Linked DNA regions of Homo sapiens: region 1 is linked to region 2. A link is an interaction called in ENCODE POLR2A ChIA-PET data of the cell type or tissue named here. Cell type or tissue: OCI-LY7. All regions are shown on one strand. Each heading gives the region's core, and the rest is flanking DNA. Links, peaks and the distances in the headings are about the cores only.

The links. ChIA-PET counts read pairs that join two places held together with the same protein. Peaks named below come from ENCODE experiments on the same cell type or tissue, not always from the same donor. Only the 100,000 strongest peaks of a DNase experiment are listed, where the experiment ranks them.
Region 1: POLR2A ChIA-PET joins it to region 2 with 9 read pairs; 7 of 35 experiments call an interaction of 5 or more read pairs at or near these places.

Annotation. Positions count from the first base shown.
Region 1 is chr2:38,388,104-38,393,479 of GRCh38, reverse strand. No RefSeq gene overlaps it. Among named protein-coding and RNA genes, the nearest start is that of ATL2, 14 kb to the right of the region's middle. In OCI-LY7, for the core only: no CTCF peak of the experiment used is centred there; a DNase peak (open chromatin) is centred at 4,749; H3K4me3 peaks cover 479 bases.
Region 2 is chr2:38,495,683-38,501,058 of GRCh38, reverse strand. It overlaps LINC02613 (long intergenic non-protein coding RNA 2613), which reads left to right. Exons shown (of 5, transcript NR_110259.1): 2 at 4,581-4,784. Among named protein-coding and RNA genes, the nearest start is that of LINC02613, 17 kb to the left of the region's middle. In OCI-LY7, for the core only: no CTCF peak of the experiment used is centred there; a DNase peak (open chromatin) is centred at 2,738; H3K4me3 peaks cover 444 bases.

The DNA of each region.
Region 1 (5,376 bases), core at 69-5,068, 110 kb after region 2:
GTGTAACTTAAGCTTCTCAATTGGTGGCTTGTTTCAATATAAACCACATGTAGCTCACATTAATTTCTCTGGGAACTGTAGAATTCTTGACGGGTTCTCGGGGGTTCCTGTTGTATAAAGGCCTTCATTACTTTAGTTATACCCAAGTGAAAGGGGCATTTACCTCGTGACAAGTGGATTATAGGAGAAAAAGAGGAGATGGTAGGTCAGAGTGTGCTTAGAAGTCATGCCCAGTGTTCTCATCAATGCCAGACATTACGGGCTGCCCTTCCATCAGCCATTCTACCCTTCTTCCTGCTAACAATATCCCAATTTTGTTCAGGTATCAGGCCACTTAATATGTTTCAGGGAAAACTGGTTCCAGCCCAGAGCAGTGTGGACCTTGATTACATCAAACTAATCATGGTGAGTCCATTTTCCTTGCCAGAAATTCGTTTAGGAGTGGACATGTATTTCACTTGTGAGTACACAAGAGACTGAGGAAAAGTCTAAGGGGGCTTCTGGGAAATTTTCCTTCTAATAAGAAGAGATTCAAGGCAGAAAGTAGACTCTTTTTTGTTCCCCTGTTGTATCTTTACGGGGCACTTACAGCTTTGGCAACCAGTTTGAGCTATGCAGGATAAATATGCGAACAAAAGTCAACTTATAGAGGAAGAAAAAAGCAGAAAATTGGAAAACAAAACAAAACAGGTGCCTTAATGCTGTAATTGAACAGTGAGTTAACCCAACCCTGAAACCATCCTACCTTTGAACTTACTGTGATATGAGATATTACCTTCTCCTTTTTTTTTTTTTCTTTTTTTGAGACGGAGTCTCGCTCTGTTGCCCAAGTGGGAGTGCAGTGGCGTGATCTGGGCTCACTGCAACCTCCACCTCCCAGGTTCAAGTGATTCTTCTGCCTCAGCCTCCTGAGTAGCTGGGACTACAGGCAGGCGCCACCACGCCCGGCTAATTTTTGTATTTTTAGTAGAGATGGGGTTTCACCATATTGGCCAGGCTGGTCTCGAACTCCTGACCTAGTGATCCACCCCCCCCCCGCCCCCCCGGCCTCCCAAAGTGCTGGGATTATAGCGTGAGCCACAGCGCCCAGCCTGCCTTCTCCTTTTTATTGATGCCATTTCTGGTTGGGTTTTCTGTTACTTTCTGCTAAAGCATCCTAACTGAAAAATGTATTATCAGTGATTTTCCACTTAGAATATTGAAAAAACCGGCCAGGCACAGTGGCTCACGCCTGTAATCCCAGCACTTTGGGAGGCCGAGGCGGGTGGATCACAAGGTCAGGAGATCGAGACCATCCTGGCTAACATGGTGAAACCTCGTCTCTACTAAAATTACAAAAAATTAGCCGGGTGTAGTGGCGGGCGCCTGTAGTCCCAGCTACTTGGGAGGCTGAGGCAGGAGAATCGCTGGAACTGGGGAGTCGGAGGTTGCAGTGAGCCGAGATCGCGCCACTGCACTCCAGCCTGGGTGACAGAGTGAGACTCCATCTCAAAAAAAATAAAAAATAAAAAATATATTGAAAAAACCAGCTTTCCCCTCAAGACTAGATTGTGTCCACAAAGAACTTACTAGAGGCAGGATACGAATGCTAACGTTGGCCTTTATGCTCAAAGAAAACGCCTCCACAGGTTACAACTGTCTGTGTGTGGAGGAACCTGCTCAAGGCGTGGGTGTGATCAGAGGTCTCACTGGTGGGAGAGGAGAGCTATTTTGGGTATTTGTGGTGGATTGGGAGCTTGTGCTCCATACCATATCCCTAGGTGTACTATGTGGGGAATCAAGTGCCATCTTGGAGGTTTTTTTTTCTTTTTTTTTCTTTTTTGAGACAGGGTCTCTGTTACTTGGGCTGGAATGCAGTGGTGTGGTCATAGCTCACTGTAGCCTCGAACTGGTGGACTCCAGTGATCCTCTTGCCTCAGCCTCTCTAGTATCTGAGACTATAGGTGCACACCATCATGCTGGGCTAATTTTTATATTTTTTGTGTAGACAGAGTCTCTCTACGTTGCCCTGCTGGTCTTCAACTCCTGGCCTCAAGCAATTCTCCTACCTCGTGATCCTCCTGCCTCAGCCTCCCAAGTTCCTGGGGTTTCAGGATGAGCCACTGAGACTGACTTTGCAGTCTTAGACTTAAATCACCATGCTTATTGAACTGTAAAGGGTCCAGATTATCAAAGGATCTCAATCCTACAAAGTACCTTTTGGCTGTGATCACTATTTGCAAGCCCAGTGCAGACACTGCTCCCCCAGGCTGGGTCTACCAGATCCCCACCCCCTGTAGCTCCTACATTTCTTTCTGTTTCCCCAGCAGCACCTCATAAATCTCTCCTCTATTAAAGTATTTGCTGCTGTTGTCCTTTCTATTTCCCTCCCACCTTCATTGTCTGCGTCCTTCTCCCAGCCCCGCAACGGGGAATGAATAGCTGGCCAAATTACTGCTTTGGGGAATTGCTTTAGTGAATGCTGGAAAGGATAGACCAGAAAGTAAGATGTTATTCTTCATTCCTTGCTTGTGGGGCTTGGGACCTCCATTGTCTAGTGATTGGGTTCGGATTCTCCAGAATCATATTGGACTTGAGTACATTCCATTATTTCTTTTTTTTTCATTCCAGAATTTTTGGTGCCTAATTTCTCTTTCCTCCCACTGGACACACAATGGATACTCCTTTGCTTCAGTTACACCTTCATAAACCTGACTTCCTCTTAGTCCCTCTTTCCCATTCTCAACTGCTCACAAGGAGCTCCTTCATCCCATAATATTCATCTTCCTGACTTTTCATCAGAGGCCTGTTATTTTGCTTCCACCCTTCTGAGAGCGTCTGGGTGTGTACCTGGAACTGCAGTGGTCTCCTGGAACTCTCCTGATTTACTTGGGGGAAATAGCCACGTAGCAGTCTTCTGAATATAGTGCTTAATCTCCACTGCTTTCGGCTCCCTGCAGAATGGCTACCAGCTCTCCAGTTTTCATATAAGCATTATGATATTAAAACCACTCAACAGTAGTTCTCCTTGTCAAAGAATTAGACTGAAAGAGTCTGTGTTCTTTTACACAATTGCAACTTTTATGAGAGAAATAACCTGCCAATCTTGTAGAGAACAAGTACCCAACCTACAGACATGGTGAATTCCTTCTAGCTTTTTGTCATTGACCTGTATGTGATAAAATCCTCTCAGTCACCATCAATTAAGGATGAAATAAAGGAAAACATGAACGTATGTAAGGAGAGAGCCCTAATTTGGGATACAAGGGTGGTATAGGTCTTGACCTTCAGATTTAAATATGCCCGTGAACTAGAATCTAAAAATGCTGTTTTCCCATATGGACCTGCATATTCTTGGTTCTCCCTACTTAAAATAAGAACAGGAGGAAAATACTTAATCTATGCTGAAATTACTAACTATGATTATTATAAACATCTGCTATGGGGCAACTTTGACCTACCAAGCTGGGGCCAAAATATAGCTAGTGAGGACAATATTTCTTTTTCAAGTCCCTTTCAGCTCCTGCCTCCCTCTTCCCAGTGTCAATTTGCACCTGTTGTTGTCTCCTTGTTTTGTGCTGGGTTGGTCAAACATCCAGGCCCCTGTGGGGAAGACAGGTAGGATTCATTGCAAGCAAGGCCTCAGAGGTGAATGGTGGGGGAGAGGCACAGTCTCTGTTCCTTGCCTGCCCTCTTGGAAGGTGTCAGAGACCCATGGTTAGAACAGTGAGGCCAGAAACAGAGGAGTTGGCTTCATGAGACTTTGAGGCATTCCCAGCAAGAGGTGAGAGCAAGAAACTGCAAAACTATTTATGAGAGACTTTGGGAATCTTTAGGCACAAGCAGAATTGCTTAGGAACAAAGCATGGCTGTGCACAGAATTCTCCTCAGCTGTGGTACCCAGTGGACCAGAGACTCTAGGAGCATCAGCGGTCTGCAGGCTTTGCACAGACCTGGCTTTCTTTATGGGCACTGTCAGCAGCAGCAAGGATATGGCTCTGTCTTGAGAGTGCTGAGGGAAGCAGATGCTGATGGAGAGGGTGTTGGAGAATCACATGAACATCAACACTTGCTCAAGAAATAACCATGCAACAAGCCTATAAATGATACTGGTATGTTGCAGTCCCTTCAGTTTTGTGGTAATGAAGGTACATAAAGGTTAAACACATTTTCAAGGGTTCTTATCACAAATTCAGAATTGGAATCTGGAGCCCTGTTGCTCCAGTCTCTGGGTTACCCATAGCAAGTGTGGTTATTTCTAAAAATATGCAACACATGGTTGTGCTGGGAGAGAGCGTGCCCTGGAGATGCTGCAGAGGCTTCTCGAATGGAGCAGAAAATGGGTACGAGATGGAGGGGGTGGGTTGCTGCTGCCAGCACAACCCTACTACCAGGTCTCCTGGTTACCCCAAGAGGGGCTCTTTCTTGCTCGGTGCACACAAAACTGAAAGTGAGTGTCAAGCAGTGCAGGCTGTATTTCATGGCCACAGAATGGGAGAAGTGGGAGCACAGCTCACAAATCAACTTCTCGGCTCCTGGGAACTGGGAAGTTCCGCATGTAGGGTTTTCTTGATGAAGGGGCTGAGCATTAAGATCAAGGAGAGGTGTATTTATGCTTTTTCTTGGGAAGGGACAGAGATTTACTTGGAATCAAGGAGCCGCCTCCCTTTTGTCCTGTTTTGGTTTCCTCCTTTTGTTGTCATGGTAATTGTCAACTGTCATGGCGCCCCTGGGAGTGTCATTTAGTATGGAAATTGGATTATAATGAAGTTAGAGGTTCTTCAGAGGTGGGGTAAGCTGCCTAAGAAGGAACCTCTGACCACAGACATCAGACATCCTGTTTTCTTTTTTTTTTTTTTTTTTGAGACAGAGTCTTGCTCTGTCACCCAGGCTGGAGTGCAGTGGCACGATCTCGGCTCACTGCAACCTCCGCCTCCCAGGTTCAAGCGATTCTCCTGCCTCAGCCTCCTGAGTAGCTGGGATTACAGGCGTGTGCCACCACGCCCGGCTAATTTTTGTATTTTTTAGTAGAGACGGGGTTTCACTATGCTGGTCAGGCTGGTCTTGAACTCCTGACCTTGTGATCCACCCGCCTTGGCCTCCCAAAGTGCTGGGATTACCGACCTGAGTCACTGCGCCTGTCCCCTGTTTTCTGAAAATATGCAGAGTCAAAGCAGAGTAGGAATTTTGCTAAGTCACATAGGCATTGCACTGGGCAACAAAAGCAGGGTAGGGGTCCACCTAAGTCACATAGGCCCTGCAATGCCTTTGTGACTCAATGCAATGGGTAACAGCCCCAGTGTGGTATCCACAGAGTAGTGATGGCAGGCATACATTGCTTCTCCAGCAACCGAGCAACCTGCGCTCTGAATTTGAGAAGCAGACTACACTGAATAC
Region 2 (5,376 bases), core at 310-5,309:
GCCACTTCTCCCCACCCTTCTCTGTCCATGTCTTGACCTGTTCCTACCTACTTTTTCCTTGGGTTCTCCTACTCACATTTTGAGTCTTGTTGCTGGCCCCGTCCAGAGGAAGCAGCCTTCCTGACTCTGTACCTGGCATAGCAACCTTAGCTTAATTTTGCCATTTCAGGATTTGAGAACCCCAGGCCCACTCCCCAACTTTTGCACTTACTGTTCTCCCTGCCTAGAACGCACTTCTAGAAGGGACCTCTGAGTTGGCCTGACTCAACTTTCAAAGCAGTGTAGGATTTTTGTACACCAAAGGTAGTTTTGCTTTCTCTATCACATGGATTGTACACAACTGTTTACTTGTTTTCGTCTCTCTTCTTGATCACAAATTCCTTGTGAGCAGGGACCCTGGTTTATTCATCTCGTATCTTCAGCACCTAACATACCACGTGGTTCAATAAATTTTTCTGTTGGACAGAACCCTTCTAGACTGGATCATTATGTCTTCACTCTGACAGCGAGGTGAGCGTGCGTCGGAGGAAGATGTTTTCCTCGCCTGAGTCCTGACAGGCAGTGTACTAATTAGCAACAGGTGAATAGCAGCACGCAACCCACATGCTTCCCTTACATAACACGCAGTCTTCTCCTGCTCCTCGCTGTCTCCAAGCTTTGCACAAGCCCCGGTTGCCTGCTCCTCTGCACCAGAGGTTGCAGGGATCACGCATCTCTTGGCCTCTCTAACAGATACCTGTGCTTGGCCTCACATATCTGGCTCGACAACCTGAGCCAGGCAGCCAGCAGGAAGGAATCGCCTCTGTCCTGGAATGTCTTGGCAGGTCTGGAATCCAGTTAGGGAGAGTGCTAGTTGGAATGTTTGGCTGGGAGGAGCGAGGAGGCTAAGGGATAACTGCATAACTGAGTCTCCAGGGCTCTAAAATCCCATTTTTCCTGGGGTTAGGGAGGAGACTCAGGGTTGAGAAATGCAAGATAATTGAATTTGGAAAGGAAAAGGAGATGGAAAGCATGTGAGCAACCTAGCTGCTGCTGGCGGATCACATGCCGGCCTCTGAGCACTTGTTTCCAAAGGCAAGAGCCAGCTGGTGTAGGTCTTAAGGGTACTTCTCAGTTGCCTCAGACACACAGCTCAGGGGAAGTCAAATGCAGCCGGAGCCCCCCTCCCCACATCTCTGTGTACTGTTTTGCACTCCCCTCAACCTAGAAAAAGAAGGAAGACTGAGTTGATCAAATTACATGCTGGCCCTGCTGTACCTCCTCCTCACCCCCAAGGTTAAAATTGTGGATTCAGTAATATGCATAATAACCCCGGAAACATTGAGTTCTATGGCACAGAAACCTTGTGCATTTCTGCAAAGGCAGTTTAAATACAAAAGCCAAAAATAGACCCATAAATAGCACAAGGGTGAAATATTTAAGACTCTGATAGCTCAATGGGCCTGCCGTTTTGCTAAACAAGTGGTTCTCAAACGAGATCGCAAGAAGGGCTTATTAAAATACAGATTGCTGGCCCTACCCCTACAGATTCTGCTTCTGTAGGTCTGGGCCGGGCAGACCACTGGGTCAGGTTCTGAGATCCCCAGTGATGCTGATGTTGTTGGTCCAGGGAACCTTGCTTTGAGAACTGTCTTTTTTTTTTTTTTTTTTTTTTTTTAAACAGCTAAAGAAACTTATTTAGAGAGAAATACGTAAAACAAATAGACAGAAAAGCTGCTATGTGAAAACCGGGCCTCAGGGCAGTCACAAGCAGAAGCCTGCAGATACTTTACATTGTCCCTTGTGTGGTAGGGTAGGTCACCCTCTCCCAACGGCTTTTCCAAAGGGTACCCTGGGATTCACACCCTTTCCGCTTTGTGGCTCCTACAGTGCCCCTTCCCCACAGTGCCTACTGCATCCAAACTCTTGGTACACAGCTAAGGAAAGGTGAATCTAGGATGCAGTCCACCAAAGACTATGGGATTTAGAGTTTAGAAAGTTCAGCTTGTATAGGCTGGGGCGGGGGTGGCTCACGCCTGTAATCCCAGCACTTTGGGAGGCTGAGGCGGGTGGATCACCTGAGGCCAGGAGTTCGAGACCAGCCTGACCAATATGGTGAAACCCTGTCTCTACTAAAAATACAAAAAAAAAAAAAAAAAAAAAAAATTAGCCAGGCATGGTGGTGTGTGCCTGTAGTCCCAGCTACTTAGGAGGCTGAGACAGGAGAACTGATTGAACCCGGGAGATGGAGGTTGCAGTGAGCCAAAGTCACGCCACTGCACTCCAGCCCGGGCAACAGAATGAAACTCGATCTCAAAAAAAAAAAAAAGAAAAAGAAAGTTCAGCTTGTATCAACCAAAAATATCACCAAGTTATTTCCAAGCCTTTCTAGTTTTCTGTTCCCTTCCATGACCCCAACCCTGTCTTTAAGTCTAGTGACTTTAAAAGCCAATATTTCTCCTTGAGTGATTTCCTCCACTCTTCCCCAAGAACACACATTTCTCTGCGGAAACTGAATTATTGCTTTTGTCCTTAGTTTCCTGGAAGAATCAAGATAATTTTCTGCATGGCCTTCATGTCAACTCTTTTGATTTCACTCCAGTATTTCTCTCTCATAGGCTCTCAATTCTTTCATGGAAACTTCCTGAGTTAAAGTCCGCTACGTCTTCCCCACTCTGAGATTACAGCATCAATTTCATCTCCTCTTGAGAATTCTCATTCCTCGCCCAACCAGCTGCCTTGGCCTACTTTAGACCACTTTGCTGTGAGAGGAAGTCACTCTCTCCCCTGGGGTTAAGCTCTCACTTTCTAGCCATAACCTCACATCTGTCACTCAAGTGCAACCCCTGCCCCACCCCCACTTTCCTCTGGTGGATGAGCATTGTGGTGGAGAGAGGGTGGAGGGATGGGAATAAGTGGGGGTGGAAGATGGGAGAGGTGGAGATTATTTGTTACTGAAACATTCATTTTAGGAAAAATCAGATCCTTGATTTCCTTCCTTTATGCTTAAAAAAAATGCAATTTGGTGTTGTCTTTAATTTGGGGTGAGGTTCCTTAATGGGTCCTGTCTTCATGGTCTCTGAAGGTCTTAATCAGACTGACTGCTGCAGCCCAGCGATCAAATCTTATGACTCCAGGATATTTCAGCGGGAGAACCTTGCACATTGCTTAATGAATGGGCTGTTTTAGTTTTACACTGTTCAAATATTTGCTGAAGGAAAGAGTGAATTATGCTCCATAGGCCTTAGCTTAGCTGGATGGTGGGATTCACAATTACAGTGTCACACCTCACGTAGACTCTACCTCAGAAAACATCTTACATTTAAAAATATTTTTGAGGTTAAAAAAGGCAAAATCTGCAAAACTTTTTTTTTTTTTTTTTTTTTTACCTCCACAAAGAAAACCTCAATGCCTCCTCCCCTCAGCCAAGTATAAAGAGTGTAATTTTCTCCTTGAGGAAAGTGACATAAGTCATCTGACAGGGCCTGCATGATCCGGGTCACTCACTGCAAGTGCTCCGGCAGCATCTTCCTAACACAGAAGCTTCCTGAGATTGCACATTGGCATCCGTTCGTGGTAAGGCTGGAGGATGGAGCTGTGCTATTTCTTACCTTAGGACTTATGAAGCAAGCATCTGTGGAAGCCGGGGTGACAGAGTCCAAGGTTTAGCTTGGGATCTGCTTCAAGGACAAAGACTTTTGTGTCATCTGAGCAAATATTAGGAACTGGTCACTGCTGTGTGCCACTCACAGCTCACATCTGGGTGTTAGGAAATCCAAACCTGCAGCCAAGGCTGTCATTCTGGCTGGGTATGAATGTATCAGCTACAAGAGGCTGCAGCCAAGTGCAGAAATCCAGCCAGCAGCTAACCCAACACAGAAGAGTCACTCTAAGTGCAATGGCCACCCTCTTCCTCTCCTGTTCTCCTGCTCCAGAGGGGAACTTTCTAGGGGTCATCCAGATGATCGTCTCTGGACAGCCTGAATTAGAACCACTGCAGAAACCAAGTGTGCACAGCTGAAACCACCCTCTGCCCCGGCCCTTTACCAAGCAGACTGGTCAGCCCAGCGAGGCCCCCAGCATATGGGGCTCAGTTCTTCAGGCTGCCTCCTTGGAAATGGCAGAGCAAAATCACTGCAGGCTGGGTGCATGCCCTCCCCACCCTGGGGCATGCCAATGGGGTCAGTGACAACTGTTTCCAATTAAGGGCTTTGCTGAGAAGAACAGACTGTGTTCTGGAAATAAAACCCCCTTTAAAAATGTCCACTTCATCCTGGACTCAAGATAGGAAATTTCAATGTTCCTAACCAGAAAACGTAAAGGCAAAGGAAAAGCTGGAGAGTCCCTTTTCTAAACCTTCTTTAGAGATATTTAAAGCAAAAATAATTCTCCATGCCTTCCCGAGGGAGCTCTTTAGGCCCAGGGTTGTTTACTCGACTTCTCTTGCTGATTTGGTGGCATGCGTGGGCTCATGCGCCCCTCTGCAGTAGGGTGTACATCCAGGAAATCGTGGAGTAGGGGTTTTGTCCAGGACACCACAAATGAGGCAATCCAAGTGACCATTTGTGGGACAGGTCATTACGAATGCCTTTCTTTTCTAGGGCAGGAAACTGAAGCTCTTGGGAAGGTGGAAGTTGCACGTGGTCTCACAGTCAACTGTGCCAGAATAGGAGGCCAGGAACCATCTCTGCTGGAGGAAGACCCACCACGCATCCCTTCAAGAATGCCAAGGTCCAGAGCAAGTGCTTCCCTTCTATGGGCACAGGAGGGCTGTGGGAGCCCACAGAATGTGCTTCTGGCCAGAGGTATGTGGCATTCTTTATAATAATGGACATTTGGGAGCATTTACTATGTGCTAGGCACTTCTCTTGACATACATTAACTTAATTAAGAAACCCTATAAAGTAAGTGCTATATTATTGCTATTTTACAGATGAGAAAACTGAGGCCCAGAAAGGCTAAGTAATTTGTCCAAGGTCACTCTTGTAGGAATTGGCAGAGCCATGATCTGAACTCAATCAAGTCTGATTCCAGAGCCAGTGCTGTTAGTTCCATGCTCTCCTGTCTCATGCCCCTCACTCTCTGGGTTTTAAGGACAGTTATTTACTTAGTCCATTGTATGACTGAGTATGTTCATGTACGTGATTCCATTTGATTTCTTTCTACAGCAGCCCTAGGACGTAGGTAGATTGAACAACATTGTCCCTATCAGGCGGTGAGGAAACTAAGACAGAGGTCAAGCATCTTTTTCAAGGTCACCTTATTAGTAATAAACTACTCAGGCTCCTGATTTTGAAGAAATCTTTGCTCCATTGACCCACGTGGAGTTAATCCTATGTGTAGGGTTAGAAACAAGGAGTAATGCTCAACACCCGATTTGCAATCTCAGTTGATTTA